Regions from separate parts of the Homo sapiens genome. Here region 2 is linked to region 1. A link is a loop called in an ENCODE intact Hi-C map of the cell type or tissue named here. Cell type or tissue: K562. All regions are shown on one strand. Links, peaks and the distances in the headings refer to the core of each region. The heading gives the core; the rest is flanking DNA.

Region 1 (5,388 bases), core at 91-5,090:
GAGGAAGGTATAGAGATCGCCCATATACCACCTTCCCCCTCACATGCAAAGCGCCCCATTATTAACATCCCCCGCCAGAGTGACATTGACATTTTGGAACAGCAGAGTGCCCCCCTCCCACACATGCACTCTTCTTTTTAAAAAAACAACAGTCTTCATTTGTGTCTCTCTGGTGTTTCCTGGTGTCTCAGGCTGTGCATTTTTGGTCATCATGCTACAGAGGCAAGGCTGTGTCCTTCATGGGGCATCACACCAGGAGGTACATGTCATCCATCCATCCTTCACTGGTAAAGGTAATTTTGATATCCACTGAATAACTACTGTTTGTTTTTTCTCCTTTGAACTAATAAGCAGTCTGTGGGGAGATGCTTTAAGACCATGCAAGTATGCTGCTCCTCTTCAAAATCTCCCCCTGGATTTAGCATCTGTTGGTGTGTTTTGCTGACTTCATCTTTATTCTATGGCTGCAAAATGATGATTTGCCTCTCCAGCACTCTCTCCACACTGAACGTTTAGCCCTCAGCATTCCACTGTAAGCGACAGCCCTCCTGTCTCCACTATTTATGTTTTTTAAAAATTATCGATATGGATCCATGTGTTTCTATTATTCCACGGTTTAAAATTTAGTTTTGTACTAGTATTTCAATTTACCCAATTTGGACAGTGGAACCCCTTCAAGGTGTCTCCCAAGTCCTTGTAATATATTCTGTTATTTTTGTGCATACTTTACTTTCTGGTCTAACAAGATTTTCCAGGCTCATCTGGCACCTATCCTGCCTCTGCCTTGGAATCTGCCATTACTCTGAGTAGTCCTGGTCCCTTTTTGTGGGGAATATTAGAGACTACATCTGGGCATTAGGTAGACTCACTGCCACTGGGATGTCTTTGCTTTTTGTGCTTTCAGCAGAGAGATCTAGGAAACATCAGCATGTATATCCACTTATACACACACGTACACACAGAAGAACATAAACATGTACATGCACATACATGTACACATTTTAGAAATCCTGAGTTTGCATCCTATCTCCAATTCCCATCCATTCCCATAGAGCTCTTTCTTGCTGTGCCTCATTCTGTATTGGTGTGGCCCCTCTTCCATAGTGAAAACCAAGCAACCTGGATACATTTATTCTTCTTTTGCTTAATTCTGTATTGCATCTAAAATATTTTCCAAATTGCTTCACTCATACCACTAAATTTAATAAACTTACTGTGTTAGTCAGGGTTCTCTAGAGGAACAGCACAAATAGGATGGAGAGAGAGAGAGTGAGAGTAAGAGAGGGAGACAGTCATTTATTTTAGGGTATTGGCTCACATGATAATGGAGGCTGGCAAGTACAAAATCTGCAGGGCAGGCCATCAAGCTGGAGACTCAGGGCAGAATTAACATTACAACTCGAGTCTGAAGACAGCCTGGAGACAGAATTCCTTCTTTCTGGGAGACCAATTTCTCTTAAGGTCTTCAACTGATTGGATAAGGCCCACCCATGTTATGGAGGATAATCTGCATTACTCAAAATATACTGATTTAAATGTTAATCTCATCTAAAAAACACCTTTGCTGCATCATCGAGACTAGTATTTGACCAAATATCTGGGTACCGTGGCCTCACCAACCTGACACATACAATTAACCATCACACCTACTAAGAAGAAGAAAACTTGCAGAAGAAATCTCAAAGGGAAGTGTGATATGTACCATGGAGAAGGTGAGAGCACCCCCATTTAAAGGATGGGGAGAAGGGGTAGAACACCCTCCATGCCCACCCTGGCTTGCCCCAGACCCCTGGAATTCCACGTGTCCCAGATTGAAAACTACTGCGTTGGCCTCAAGGAGTCATTAATGAGGGAATCAAAGGCAATACTACTGAGGAAGGGGTTCCTTTTGGAGGAAGGCAGGGAAGTGGCCTTTTAGGCCATCAAGTTATACCTCGACTATGCCTACCCACTGCAAGGTAATTTATTCCCACCCACTGCAAGGTAATTTATTCCCTTCCACAACTTTTGTAGCTCTTCCTTTTTCTTTGCTAAGGGCAGAGGCTAGGACATACATTTGAAGAAGCTCTTCTCAAATCCTCCCCTTCCCCGACACTCATACACTTCGTCTTAGCCATATAAGGCAAAGAAATATGTACTGGATTTTAAGAGTAAGTCCAAGGGATACAGTCACTGCTGATATGAGGGATTCCCTAGGAAATTTTGTTATCTGAAAGTACATGGTTACAGTACTCCTCAGACAAATGCTTCTCTCCTGGGTAAGGAAAAGTGTTCCAGATAACCATGCCTCCCACAGCCCAGATCTCACGCTTATCTGTTTTGTATGTCTGCGTCAGCTTTGCTTTGGTAGAAGCATTTTATTCTGCTGAGACAGTGGAGAGCAGCTGTTTGATCCCTGACCAGAGATAACCCTGGAGAGCTTCTATCTTACATGCTGGAAATTCTGAGTAAAATGACCATTCACAGAATTTCTGAGAGAGAGCAAGGCGTCTCTCTTCCAACCCAAAAAAAGACATCATGAAAACACATACACACACACACACACACACACACACACACACACACATACTCACCAGGAAGATTCTTCGATGCACGGCATGTGAGTGGAGTTGTTGGACTGGCACAGAGGGACACACAAGCTTCCCTCCATGTGCACTTTGGCAGGGCTCACAGCCATAACCCAGGCTGCAGCTGTTCCATATCTTGGAGGCATCAGTGTTACTCTTGGTGGGTGGCCTATACTAGGGCATTCCTCAGAGGCCTGGGCACTGTAGGCATGCCCACCTCTGTCAAGGCAGTGACCTGCATGGAAAAAGGAGCTGCACAAATGGAGGGGAGGAGGGACTAAGGAAAGGCCCCCCAAGCTATGGCTAAGGGGAGGGAGAAGCTGACAATAAAATGCCTTTGCTGAGTGCTGGCATGTTCTTCCCAGATGCAGCCCTGTCTGCCTCACTGGTCTGAGTAGGACTAGCTAGATCAATGTCTGCAGCCCAGCTCTCAGCACATCTCTCCCCAGACCAAGACTCTTAAGGATACAGCCCAAACTCGCTTCCCGTCACGACTGTCCAGCCTGACACTGGGTACCTTCCAGCCTCTTCTCGTACCCATAAACAATATGTGTCTGCCACACCAGACTGCTCTCTGTTTCTGAAACATATCCTATTCCCTCGTGACATCATGGCTTTGCAATATGCTCCCTTTTCCTAGAATGTCCTTCTAAACCCCTCTCTGGCAGATACTCTTCTTCAAGAACCAGTTCAAACCTCTTCTCCCCTACACCTTCCCTGACTTCCCTTCCTTAATTCCTTCTCTACATTCCCTTGGCAATCTGATCTCAGTTCTCACACAGCTGTAATTATTTATTATGGTCTCTGTCCAATTTCCCTCGTGCACACATATTTGTCGTGTGAGGCCCTGAGACTTTAAGCCTGTTGTTCTGCCTGGGTCCACTCAGACAAACTCCACACCCCAGCTGTGCTCCCAGCCTAGGTCCTAAAGCCCTTCTCTTCTGCAATTCTTGCTGTCAATGTCCTGCTGTGGGCCTTCCCAGGGCTGGACTTCCTACCTTGCCCTCCTTCCATGGCCAACCCGCTCATCCTGGATCTGTTACTGAGTATCTTTCTCTGAGGACTAAGCACAGATTTAGTTTCCTGTGCCAGGTACTTGCACGTTGCCTGTGATTGGTTGGCTCCTCCAGGTAACAACTGCGTTCATTCCAATCTGGACGTAGCATCAGCCTCTTCATTCCTGTTGGGTGGGCCCTGACTCCAAAGACAGAAGTCAGGCACCCCCACCCTGCCAGCAGTAAGGTTTGTAATAGTACCGTCTCTTTTTTCGTGTGAAAGCTCCTAGCACAATGTGTGGCACTTAGGTGGCAAGCAATGCTTTTTGAATAATGAATAAATAAGCCCTAAACCTCTCACATAATATGATTTAATACAAAACCTTGTTAACAGTTATTACTGCAGGGAAAACCCAGGCCTTGGCCTGTGTTCTTAGCCACCATAAGAAACCCTTTCTAACGTTTAAAAAAACTTAGGACCCACATAAAATTATAATTTTATTAATTTAGTTGACAAACAATTGATTCACAAATTACTACAGATACAGTTTCCAGCTAATGGATTCACAAAGCCCTTGGAACAGTCACAACAGTTTCGGAAGCTCTGTGTTAGTGTTGACTTTGGACTGAGCTGTTACGCAAGTTGATTCATCTACCAGTTTACAAATATCGTGGTGTGACTCACCCTACACTAGTTGATTTTGTTAGTTTTTCTCCCAGCAGAAACTGTAGAGCTCACAGTTTTGTATATCATGAGATGCCACTTCATACCTAATAGAATGGGTAAAGTGAAATATAAAAACACCAAGAGTGGATGAGAAAGTAGAGCAACTAGACTCTCATACCTTCCTGGTGAGAATGGAAAATGATGTATGGGTCCATCTGAGTCGGGTCTGTCCCCACCAAAACTCATGTTTGGGTTTGGCCCCCAGTGGAGCCAGTGTTAAGAAGTGGTGCCTTTAAGAGGTGATTAGATCATTAAGAGAGATCAAAGCCTTTCTCCAGGGAGTGAGCTCTCGTTCTTGCAGGACTGGATTGGGTATTGCGAGAGCAGGTCGTTATGAAGCGAGGCTGCCTCATATTTGGTCTTTGCATGCCCCACGTTCCCTTCCTTTTCTCCCCCATGTTCTGATGCTGCACGAGGCCCTCACTAGATGTGGCTGCCCATCTTGGATGTCCCAACCTCCAGAATAGTGAACTAAATACATCATCTCTTTCCTTTATAAATTACCCAGTTTTGGGCATTTTGTCATAGGAACAGAAAATGAACTAAGACAGTAATAGAACTATTTTACTTGAAACCATGTTCATGTATATAAGTCTGATAAAAACCTATTACTTTAATTTTCCACATTAATATTTTGTAAGAAAAAACCATATGATCATCTCGATATCTAATTTTAAGAGCACTAGATAAAATTGAGCATACCTTCCAATAAAAACCATTTAGAAAAGTAGTAATAGAAGAAACTATCTTAACCTGATAAATGTTTCTACCCAAACTCACCAAAACATTATACGTAATCATGAAAAATAAAAATTATTTCATTAAAATCAGAAGGACAAAATACCCAATATCACCGTACCTATTTAATAATATACCAGAGATCCTATGAGTATAATAAGTTTTTGTTTTTGTTTTTTTGAGACAGGATCTCACTCTGTCACCCAGGCTGGAGTGCAGCGATGTGATCTCAGCTTGCTGCAACCTCCACCTCCTGGGCTCAAGCGATCCTCCCACCTCAGCCTCTTAAGTAGCTGAAACTTCAGGTGTGTGCCACCACACCCAGCTAATTTTTTGTAGAGATGGTTTTTCACCAAGTTGT
Region 2 (5,388 bases), core at 116-5,115, 59 kb before region 1:
TCCTGCAGCTGGCTTGAATTTCTCCCCCCAAAATGGATTTTTCTTTTCTACTGCATCATCAGACTGCAAATTTTCCAAACTTTTATCTTCTGTTTTCCTTTTAAAATGGAATGCTTTTAACAGCATCCAAGTCATCTCTTGAAAGCTGTGGTGCTTAGAAATTTCTTCTGCTGGATACCCTAAATCATCTCTCTCAAGTTCGAAGTTCCACAAATCTCTATGGTAGGGGCAAAATGCTGCCAGTCTCTTTACTAAAAGATAACAAGAGTCACCTTTACTCCATTTCCCAACAAGTTCCTCATCTCCATCTGAAACCACCTCAGCCTGGTCCTATTGTTGATATCACTATCAGCATTTTTGTCAAAGCCATTCAACAAGTCTCTAGGAGGTTCTAAACTTTCCCACATTTTCCTGTCTTCTTCTGAGTCCTCGAAACTGTTCCAACCTCTGCCTGTTACCCAGTTCCAAAGTCGCTTCCATGTTTTCGGGTATCTTTTCAGCAACACCCCGCTCTACTGGTACCAGTTTACTGTATTAGTCCATTTTCACACTGCTGATAAAGACATACCTGAGACTGGGAAGAAAAAGAGGTTTAATTGGACTTACAGTTCCACATGGCTGGGGAGGCCTCAGAATCATGGCGGGAGGCAAAAGGTGCTTCTTATATGGCAGTGGCAAGAGAAAATGAGGAAGAAGCAAAAGTGGAAACCCCTCATAAATCCATCGGATCTCATGAGACTTATTAACTACCATGAGAATAACACAGGAAAGACCAGCCCCCATGATTCAATTACCTCCCCCTGGGTTCCTCCTACAACATGGGAATTTTGGGAGATACAATTCAAGTTGAGATTTGGGTGGGGACACAGCCAAACCATATCAAAGACCTAAATAAAAGGCCAAACAATGAAATATTTAGAAGATAACATCTTCGTGGCCTTTGGCCATGGCACAAAATGCATTAATAATAAGAAAAAATTAATTTGATTACATTAAAATTATGAGCCTGTATTTCTCAAAAAAAGACCATTAAGATAGTAAAAAGGCAAGCAATAGAGTGGGAGAAGGAAATTGCAACATATATAGCCAACCAGAATATATAAAGCACTTCTACAGCATCAAGAAGGAAAAAGTTAAGAAAACTCACAGAAAAATTGCCAAAAAACCTAATCAACTTTACAAGGAAGATACCCATATAGTTCACAAACATGTGAAAAGGTGCTAAATCTTATCAGTATTTAGGAAAATATAAAGTAAAACCACAAGATAGTACCCCACACCCACCACATAGGCAAAAAAAGTCCTGCAAAAATTGAAAAGCCCAACAAAAAGTGGAAGGGTCAAATATTTTAAAAATTACATTGGTAGATCAAAATCCTACCATATTAATAACTGCATAAATATAAATGGACTAAACTATTAAAAGGTAGAGATTATCGAATGGATTAAAAAAGCAAGACTGACTCCAATGTATTCTATCCACAAGAAACGAACTTTAAATATGAAAGATATATTAAAAACAAAAGGATGGAAAGAGATATACCATGCAAATGATAAGCATCAGCATGTTGGGATGGGCATATAAGTGTCAGTTAATATACCTGACAAAACTAGTATCACAAAGCAAGGCTACAGGGTAATTGTACACATATCAGTGCACAAACTTTAAAATATTAACAATTAGAATCTAGTAGCACGCCCGGGCATGGTGGCTCACACCTGTAATCCCAGCACTTTGGGAGGCCGAGGCAGGCATCAGGAGTTCAAGACCAGCCTGACCAACAGGGAGAAACCCCATCTCTACTAAAAATACAAAATTAGCCAGGTGTGGCAGTGCATGCCTGTAATCCCAGCTACTTGGGAGGCCAAGGCAGGAGAAACGCTTGAACCTGGGAGGCAGAGGTTGCGGTGAGCCGAGATTGCATCACTGCACTCCCGCCTGGGCAACAAGAGCAAAACTCTGTCTAAAAAAAAAAAAAAAAAAAAGAATCTAGTAGCACATTAATGCAGTAATAGCCTATACTCTAGTTGGAATCATATCAGAAATACAAGAACAGTCACAAAGAAAACAATAACAGCTAACCAGGTTAATAGATAAGAAATGAGAATGACAGGATTATCTCTGTTGATGCATACAAGCATTTAAAAAATTTCAATATCTCTTTTTGATTTTTAAAAAAATAATAAGAATTAGAACTTTTCTTAACACATTTTTAAAGTCATGTATAGGCTGGACTGGGCTTTTACCTAGGGGGAGTAGGGGACAATCCTTTTCCAAGCTCCTTTAGGTTGTTGGCAGTGCTTAGCTCTTCGTGGTTGAAGGATCGCACTTCCTGTTTCCTTGCTTGCTGTCCGGCAGGGACTGCTCTCAGCTCCTGGAAGCTGTTAATATTTCTCACCACGTGGTTTCCTGCACTTCCAAAGCCAGCAATGACATGTCAAATGTTTCTGACACTTGGAATCTCTCTGACTTCCAGCTCTACTACCAGCTAGAGAAAAATCTGTTTTTATAGGGCTCATATGATTAAATTACACCAACCAAAGTTCTCTATCTCTCTATTTTAAGATCACATGATTAGTAACCTTAATTACATCTGCAAAATACTTTTGCCATGTAACTAATATAATCATGGGAGAAACACCAGGGGGCAGAGACCATGGTGACCATCTTAGAATTGTGCCTACAACAGAAGCTTAGAGAAACAAGGACAGGATTATGAAGGTGTGGTGTACGCCATGAATAGAGAGAAATAGCCTTAGGCTGTAAAAATTTAACATGTGATTTTTTTCTCTGTAACTTAAAAATAATCTTAAATTGAGAAAAAATACTCTCATAAAAAGGTAAAAGACAAAAGGGTCATATATTAAATTGCAAATTTTTTGAATAAACTAGGTTGGTGCAAAAGTAATTGTGGTTTCAGACTGAATTTTAAATCATTATAACTAGGCTTAAACATCTTTATTAATGAAAATGGGAACCATTACAATCAACACATTTTTGTCAGTGAGAAATGTTTGTTTATTCCTGTAGTATAAAGATCCTTGCTTCAAGATTTGACAAATGCTTGGTTGGCAGATGAGGCCAAATTTCGTAGCATAATTCGTCCAACTTTTGAAGCGTTGGTTGTGCAATGTGCAGTCAGGCATTGTTGTGAAGAAGAATTAGGCCCTTTCTATTGACCAATGCTGGCTGCAGGCTTTGCAGTTTTCAGTGCACCTCACCGATTTGCTGAGCATACTTCTCAGATGTAATGGTTTCACTGGGTTTCAGAAAGCTGTAGTGGATCAGACTGGCAGCAGACCACCAAACAGTGACCATGACCTTTTTTTGGTGCAATTTTGGCTTTGGGAAGTGCTTTGGAGCTTTTTCTTGGTCCAGCCACTGAGCTGGTCATTGCTGGTTGTTGTATAAAATCCACTTTTTGTCACATGTCACAATCCAATCGAGAAATGGTTCATTGTTGTTGCATAAACTTCTGGAACCACCACTGCACTGTACGTTCATTAGCAGTTCTGGGCCAGATGCACTGTTGATGTTGCAAGTTGTCTCCTCTGCTTTACGACCCATTTTGAACTCAACGAAGAAAATTGCTTTTTGTCTAACATCATTTCTGTAGTCTAAAATAAACATAAACAGAAAGTAATGTTATTAGCCAAAAAAGTGAGAAATACCCATTAAAATGATGTATAACATAACCACATTTATTTAAGAATGTATTCCAATATCAAATGGCAAATTTTAACAATGCAAAAACCACAATTACTTTTGCACTCACCTAGTATTATTTTAATTTCAGCACAGTGCTGAGCACACAGCCACTGTCCCCAACCATTTCTGTCATTATTTAAATGAAGACCACTCGAAAATTCTGTTCCCTAATCATCACAGGATTTCTATGTGGGATAATTTGGAGATGGATTTCTTTAATTTTTTTTCAAGATAAAGAGCTATTAAATTAGAAGTGTGTGTGTGTGTGTGTGTGTGTGTTTAACTCATTGTATGACATGGATCACTAAGGCCTGTTTTAAGGGAGTAATGGAAGTCATCCGGGAACACTAAAATTAACCACCTCACAATATTCCAAACTAATGGGAAATGCATGACTAATTCTATTCTGATATGGGACACCAATGCTACATAAAAATTATTTCAAAAATTTTAAAAGGAGTATTTTTTAAAATTAATGTTTTTAAAATTACCTTTTAAAATTCTAGATGAAAAATTCCTTTAAAGGTGTTAGAGATTACTAAATAAGAATGAACATATTTTGTGGAGAACTTATGTTGTACAGTGTATTATTTTGTACTCCAAATATCAGTTGTCAGACACATGCCCAAAATAATCTCTGACACAAGGTATCCAAGTTCATACTGTCTAATTTGTAAAACTTGATTCTCAGAGAGGGCTTCAGTGTGTTATTTAGAAGCTCACATCTTTGTCTCAACTTTTCATACATGCAAACGTAAAATTTGAATAACAGCCTGTGGAAAAAGCAACTTCCTCACATCATTCACCAATCACAAGCCTCCCTTCTTCCTTATATATGCACACACTTAACCTTCAAGTTTTTTTTTTTTTTTTTTTTTTTTTTTTTTTTTTTTTTTTTTTGAGGCAGAGTTTTGCTCTTGTTGCCCAGGCTGGAGTACAATGGCACGATCTTGGCTCACCACGAGCTCTGCCTCCCAGGTTCAAACCATTCTCCTGCCTCAGCCTCCCGAGTAGCTGGGATTACAGGCACGCGCTACTGTGCCTGGCTAATTTTGTAGTTTTAGTAGAGACGGGGTTTCTCCATGTTGGTCAGGCTGGTCTCGAACTCCTGACCTCAGGTGATCCACCCGCCTCAGCCTCCCAAAGCACTGGGATTACAGGCGTGAGCCACTACGCCCGGCCTTCAAGTTTTATTTATTTATTTTGAGATGGAATCTTGCTCTGCTGCCCAGGCTGGAGTGCAATGGCACAATCTCAGCTCACTGCAACCTCCACCTCCCAGGTTCAAGTGATTCTCCTGCCTAGCCTCCCGAGTAGCTGGGATTATAGGCACCCACCACCACGCCCGGCTAATTTTTGTATTTTAGTAGAGATGGGGTTTCACCAGTTGGTCAGGCTGGTCTCGAACTCCTGACCTCAGGTGATCCTTCTGCCTCAGCCTCCCAAGTGCTGGGATTACAGGCGTGAGCCACCATGCCCGGCCATCTTTCAAGTTTTTTAAAATGTTGTTTTAACAACATCAACTGGAAAAGCATGGAAATAGTTAAGAATGCACTTTGTATCCATTTGGGTTTACTTTATTTTGATAACAGGGTTTTCATCATCACTTCTAAATTATTTATGAGGTAAAAGAAAAGTAGCATGTCATAGTAGAAAGTGCCCTGGGTTAGGATCCAGGG

Evidence for each region. Hi-C counts contacts between places; a loop is a spot of excess contacts. Peaks named below come from ENCODE experiments on the same cell type or tissue, not always from the same donor. Only the 100,000 strongest peaks of a DNase experiment are listed, where the experiment ranks them.
Region 2: a loop joins it to region 1, with 2.1 times the contacts of the local background. A loop is called at or near these places in 1 of 110 quality-filtered maps.

The regions. Positions count from the first base shown.
Region 1 is chr4:98,777,216-98,782,603 of GRCh38, reverse strand. No RefSeq gene overlaps it. Among named protein-coding and RNA genes, the nearest start is that of TSPAN5-DT, 120 kb to the right of the region's middle. In K562, for the core only: no CTCF peak of the experiment used is centred there; a DNase peak (open chromatin) is centred at 2,313.
Region 2 is chr4:98,836,469-98,841,856 of GRCh38, reverse strand. The region is part of intron 2 of LOC105377343 (a long non-coding RNA gene); the gene reads left to right. Among named protein-coding and RNA genes, the nearest start is that of EIF4E, 90 kb to the left of the region's middle. In K562, for the core only: a CTCF peak has its summit at 2,335; a DNase peak (open chromatin) is centred at 2,346.